Linked DNA regions of Homo sapiens: region 1 is linked to region 2. A link is an interaction called in ENCODE POLR2A ChIA-PET data of the cell type or tissue named here. Cell type or tissue: PC-9. All regions are shown on one strand. Links, peaks and the distances in the headings refer to the core of each region. The heading gives the core; the rest is flanking DNA. Region 1 overlaps CFAP61 (cilia and flagella associated protein 61). Region 2 overlaps RIN2 (Ras and Rab interactor 2).

Region 1 (2,914 bases), core at 164-2,663, 310 kb after region 2:
CCTACATGAGCCTAGGTAAGGCCCGCCCAACCACCTCTGGTCCCCGGTAGCAAACATTGAAAATTCACTCCCAGAATGGTGCTTTGGGGAATGAGAAATAAGAGTGGTCTCCAGGTCCTCAATGTACCATGTGCATATTTTATTAGAACAATTAAGCACAATTTAGAATGGAAACTACATTTTGTTCTGACATCCCAAATTTATTTCTTGATAAATAAGGACATGTTTCTTTATCTCTGTGATTTAGGCTCAACTCTCATAACTGTTTTTGACCAAGTGGGGAACATCCCGTGTCTGACGTATGAGGAAGACTTTGCAGTGCATATATGTCACAGGCACAGCCACTATCCTCAGCTGCACGTTCGCAAAGCCAGGTACAGTTGGAGTCATGCCTTGTGTGACCTAAGCTTCACTGGGACAGTCATCTTCCCAAGACTCTTTAAACTACCAATGCTAAGTGACTATAGCTTAGATCAAAATTTTTTACAATACTCATAAGCATTACTTCATTTGGATATCTTTATAGTTCCCCTTAATGACATTATTTGCAGGACTATCTGATGATACTCATTTGGTTCTATGTGGCTATAACATTATTCATTGACTCCTTAGGGGTTTCTGAAAACACACAATCCTAGGTCCCACACCAGTAAGATAACTTTCAAATAAAACAAGCTTAAAAATGAACCTGCCTATTCAGTTTTCTCGGTAAAACCCACCTATTTTCTGACATTCAGTGAATGAGGATGCTGTTGACCCCAAAGAGGGGTTTTCCAAATTGAAGGTCTCTACCATCAGGTGCCCCAAGTCCAGCAGTCTTAGGGAGATGGCTGTGGCAGTGTTTTCCAAAGATGGCTGCCACACTACTTTCCACCCCGCAGGCTACTCTTTGATGTGACTTTGCCACTCCTCTCTTCAAGCCTTGGGCGCTCCGTCCTCTCTTCCTGAAGCTGGGTGGGTTGTGACTGCTTTGACCAGTAGACCGTGGCCAAAGGGATGCTCTGGGACTTGTGAGGCTGGGAAGCTTCTGCCTGGCTCTCTCAGGATGCTTGCTCTGGAGGAAGCCAGCCATATGTAAGAAGTCTGGAGAAGCCACATGTTCGCAAGGGGAGGGGTGGTTGACAGCCCCAGCTGGGCTCCCGCTGACAGTTAGCTTCCACTGCCTGTGGTGTGAATGAGCCATTGTGGACACCCAGCCCAGGAGAGCCCCATATATCTACAGCACAGCTGACATCTGATCGCAGCCACATGACAGACCCCAAGTGAGGATGCCCAGCTGAGCCCTGCCAGAGTTCTGACTCACAAAACCATGAGCAATGTAGAGTGGCTGTTTGGAAATAAGAGTGCATTATGAAATCATCTCACAGAGGTGGTTGCTTGGCTTATCAGTGAAGAATAAATTGTATCTTTTGGGATCAGCCATTGCTGTGTTTGAGGAATGCTGACTTTCTTTAGAAAAGTATTTTAAAAGTTTTAAAAACTTTATAAAAGTAAGAGCCTATGATTTACCAGGCATGTAGCAGTGGTATGGCATCGTTGTTAAGAGTTTGTAATGCTGGCATCGGATAGATCTGGATTCTGATCTTGGCTCTCCTGCTCACGAGGTGGGTTAACTTACAAAAGGAACGTGACATCTGCGGGGGTGTAAGTTCCCTCTGTCAGTGGGTGTAAGCGTATTGTCTACAGCACAAGATTGTGATGATTGTGAGCTAATGAACATCAAGCACTTAGCACACTTCCTGCCACATGTAAGGGCCCAATAAATATTAAATATTATTATGACAAAGGGGCTTAGAGTTAAGTGGTGGGGAGAGACTCATCTTCAGTTAACTGTCATGTTGGTAGCTGAGAAGCGGGATGCACAGACAGAGATGAAGACAGCTTCATTACAACTGCTCCTCCGCCCAAAAAAACCCCTCTAAATGTCCATCCACCAGTTAATGTTGTTTACCCTTATAAACTGTGGTACATCCATACAGTGGATGCTACTCAGCAATTCAGTGGAATGAACCATTTACATATAGTAGCATGAATCAATCTCAGAAGGTTTATGCTGAGTGAAGGCAGACTTAGAAAAGCATATACAGTACTGCTGATTACACTTTTGTGATATACAAAATGGGTGAAAAGCATCCACAGAGATAGGAATCAGATAGAGATAGAAACCAAGATCATGGAGATCATGACACAGGCTGGAATTCTAGCAGCGACAGGTCACAGAGATCCAGGTTGTTGACAGCAAGAGTCAGACTCTGTAAAATGTTTGAAGAGGTTTATTCTGAGCCAAATACAAGTGACCAGGGCTTTGACACAGCCCCAGGAGGTCCTGAGAACATGTGCCTGAAGTGGTTGGGCTACAGCTTGGTTTTATACATTTTAGGGAGATATAAGACACAAATCAATAAATGTAAGATGTGCATTGGTTCAGTCTGGAAAGACAGGACAACTCAAAGCAGAGAAGAGCCTTCCAGGTCATAGGCGGATTCAAAGATTTTCTGATTGGCAGTTGATTGAAAGGGTTTATCTAAAGACCTGGAATCAATATGAGGGAGTGTCTGGGTTAAGATAGGGGTTGTGGAGACAGAGGTTCTTATTGTGCAGATGAGGCCTCCAGGTAGCAGGCTTCAGAGAGAATAGATTGTAAATCTTTTTTATCAGACTTAAAAATATGCCTGACTCTTAGTTAATTCTCTCTTGGATCAGGAAAAATGCCTGGAAAGGAAGGGGATTCACCACAGAATGTAGAATTTTCTCCGAAGAGACAGTTTTGCAGGGTCATTTCAAAGTATGTCAAAGAAATATATTTTGGGGTAAAAAACTTCAGTTTATTTCAGGGCCTGCCCTGCTGTCATGTTTGTATCTTATTCCTACAAAGAGTCTGTTCTGTCATTCTTAAGATCTCTGTTTTCATGTT
Region 2 (2,914 bases), core at 148-2,647:
TTTAGGAGATTCCTCTGGCTCTCTGCTAGACTAATGTTGTTGAAGGAAGGTGACTTCATCCTCATGGATGGCAAGACCCTTTGGAAGGTTTCATGGCTTGTGAGAAAAGGAGGCTACAGAGGGAGGGAGGGAAGGAGGGACAGCCAGTGGGATGGACCAGGCACAGATGGGGAGAATGGTCCTCCTAGGTTGACGGAGGCGCTTTATTAGGGTGGCTTCTTCAAAGCTTCTTATCCCCTCAGTCCTGTGAGGTCTGATGTCTGAAGTGACAGTCAGACAGCTCCCTGTCCTTCCCTCATGGTGGGAGGCTGCTCCTGGCCATCTGTCATGGATGGGGCACCCACCCATCCTCTCTGTATTCCGGGATTCCTGCCTTAACAGATGGTGTGTGTTTCGTATGACAAACACTGTCTCTGGGCACACCTCATACCCTAGTTTTCCCCAATATTTGCAGCTAATGTCTTTCCCTAAACAGTTTACAGGATGACCTTAGACCACATATATGATCTAAATAATACAAATAACCTACTACACTTTAGTATCAGCTTAGGCACTCTCCCTCTTTTAAACTGTGCTTCCATGGGACGTTGGGATCAGAGGTAGAGTCATTTCAAAGAACAGGGCTAGGAAAGGGCAGATTCAAGGTTGGTTCCCAGACCACTTTCTATTCAAGGGCAATGTGGTTGCATACAGAAGGGGTACTTCATCCTTTCCTGGGCATCAGAAAAGGATTCACAATGGAAGAGATGTCTAAGCTACGGTGGATGGAATCATCAGTGTTAACTAATAACACGTGGGTTCCAGGCAGGAGCGGCAAGTACAAAGAGTGAGAAATAAGCTGGGTGTGATGGCTCACACCTGTAATCCCAGCACTTTGAGAGGCTGAGGCAGGCAGATCACTTGAAGTCAGGAGTTCAAGACCACCCTGGCCAATATGGTGAAACCCCATCTCTACTACAAATGCAAAAATTAGCTGGGCGTTGTGGCACGCACCTGCTACTCGGGAGATTGAGGCAAGAGAATTGCTTGAACCCGGGAGGCGGAGGTTGCAGTGAGCTGAGATCGCGCCACTGCACTCCAGCCTGGGCAATAGCGTGAGACTCCATCTCAGAAAAAAAAAAAAAAGAAAAAAAAGAGTGAGAAACAAGAGAGGCTTGGAGCACCTAGGGAAGGAACGTGGAGTTTGTAGGGGCCAAGGGAAAAGTTCTCCTTCACCTGCTGAAGGTTTGCTGTAAAATCAACTCAGAAAAGGCAGGTTAATTGGGGAAAAGGCATACAGATTTACTTAACGTGTCTACAGAGGAGCCTTCAGAATGAAGACCCAAAATACAGGGGAAATTGTGTTTATGTTTAGGTTCAACAAATATGGACAGCCGTGTAGAAATGTGACTGGACAAACAGTCTGATTGAGTGCGAACAGACTGCTTGGGGAGATCCAGCAAGGCCTGTCTGTCTAGATTCCTCCTGGTCTCTCTGAGCAGCATTCCTTTCTTCCAGGTATGGAGCTGACCCTCTCCGGAATGCTCTTATGACCTATAGTTAGTCACAGTAGGTCAGACAGTTTCTTTATGGCCAGTTTTTACACAGAATGGTGGAGGGAAAGTTACAGCAGTAAGTTTAGGTTTTGTGGCTGGCTCTGGGGAAAAGAGGTTATGGGTCCTATGACCCACTTTGAAGGAGAATTCTAGTTTCTCTGGCTAGCCTCAGGGAGGATGGGACTGAGAGACCAGAGGGCAGGAGGTCAGAGAATGACTTTTGCTTCTGAGGCCCTCATTTTGGGGTACTGTTTTCTGAGCTCCTGCGAGTTCATTATGGCACCACTTAGAATGCGAGGCTCCTGGCCAGGCGTGGTGGCTCACTCCTGTAATCCCAGGACTTTGTGGGGGCTAAGGCGGGTGGATCACCTGAGGTCAGGAGTTCGAGACCAGCCTGGCCAACATGGCGAAACCCTGTCTCTACTAAAAATACAAAAATTAGCTGGGCGTGGTGGCAGGTGCCCATAATCCCAGCTACTCAGGAGGCTGAGGTAGGAGAATCACTTGAACCTGAGAGGCAGAGGTTGCAGGGAGCCGAGATCACGCCACTGCACTCCAGCCTGGGCAACAGAGCAAAACTGTCTCAAAAAAAAAAAAAAAAATCAATGCAAGTCTCCTGCGAAACATGGAGAGAGACGGAGGATGTGACCCAGACCCTCTGAGGGCTTCAGTCCAGGGAGGGAGGCAAGAACTGTACCTGCAGGACAAGTGGAGGACAACTTAGGAGAGCGTCATGTCCCAATGATCCAGACTGTGTGTCACGATGGAGAAAGTCTGTGAGGGAAACAAACCAGGTTCTGCCTGGTCTCTCCCTATGTTTTGATCTAAATAGCATCTCAGGCTCCTTGTCTATAACAGGAGATGAGGGAAGGTCTCAGACCAGGTTCCCTAGAAGCAGACCCCGAGGTGAGGATTCATGGAAAATGGATGAAGAAATATTCACAGGAAAACAGGAGAGTGGGGAAAGGGGGCCAGAGGCAAGGAAGCTGAGCAGTGGTGCAAACTGGAATGCTCTGGAAACAGTGGGAGCCCCACAAGAGTAGCCAGATCGGAGGCCAGCTTTCTGGAGACGCTCTACCCCTGCATCAGTCAGACTAAGGGTTGCCCCAAGTGCTTCCAGCTCTCTCTGCATGCGGGCAAAGCGAGTCCCATAGAGAGCATCCTCTGACAGGGACCCAGGTGCTGGCTGTGGCTTGCAAATGTGCATGAAAATGATTTAGGACTCTGAAGGCACAGGGACAGGGCGTGGCAGCATTTGCCAGAGTGGGATACCTGTTCTCATCCTCACACAGGCAGACAGAGTGGATTGTTATGAATAATTCATTGTCATTTCTTGTGACCTCCTGATCGTATGAGGAGCAGGAGTTTCTTACTGACAT

The links. ChIA-PET counts read pairs that join two places held together with the same protein. Peaks named below come from ENCODE experiments on the same cell type or tissue, not always from the same donor. Only the 100,000 strongest peaks of a DNase experiment are listed, where the experiment ranks them.
Region 1: POLR2A ChIA-PET joins it to region 2 with 5 read pairs; 3 of 35 experiments call an interaction of 5 or more read pairs at or near these places.

The regions. Positions count from the first base shown.
Region 1 is chr20:20,075,242-20,078,155 of GRCh38, forward strand. It overlaps CFAP61 (cilia and flagella associated protein 61), which reads left to right. Exons shown (of 27, transcript NM_015585.4): 5 at 1-15; 6 at 248-374. Among named protein-coding and RNA genes, the nearest start is that of CFAP61, 24 kb to the left of the region's middle. In PC-9, for the core only: no CTCF peak of the experiment used is centred there; a DNase peak (open chromatin) is centred at 1,330.
Region 2 is chr20:19,765,803-19,768,716 of GRCh38, forward strand. All of the region lies in intron 1 of RIN2 (Ras and Rab interactor 2), which reads left to right. Among named protein-coding and RNA genes, the nearest start is that of RIN2, 9.0 kb to the left of the region's middle. In PC-9, for the core only: no CTCF peak of the experiment used is centred there; a DNase peak (open chromatin) is centred at 1,499; H3K4me3 peaks cover 329 bases; H3K27ac peaks cover 2,500 bases.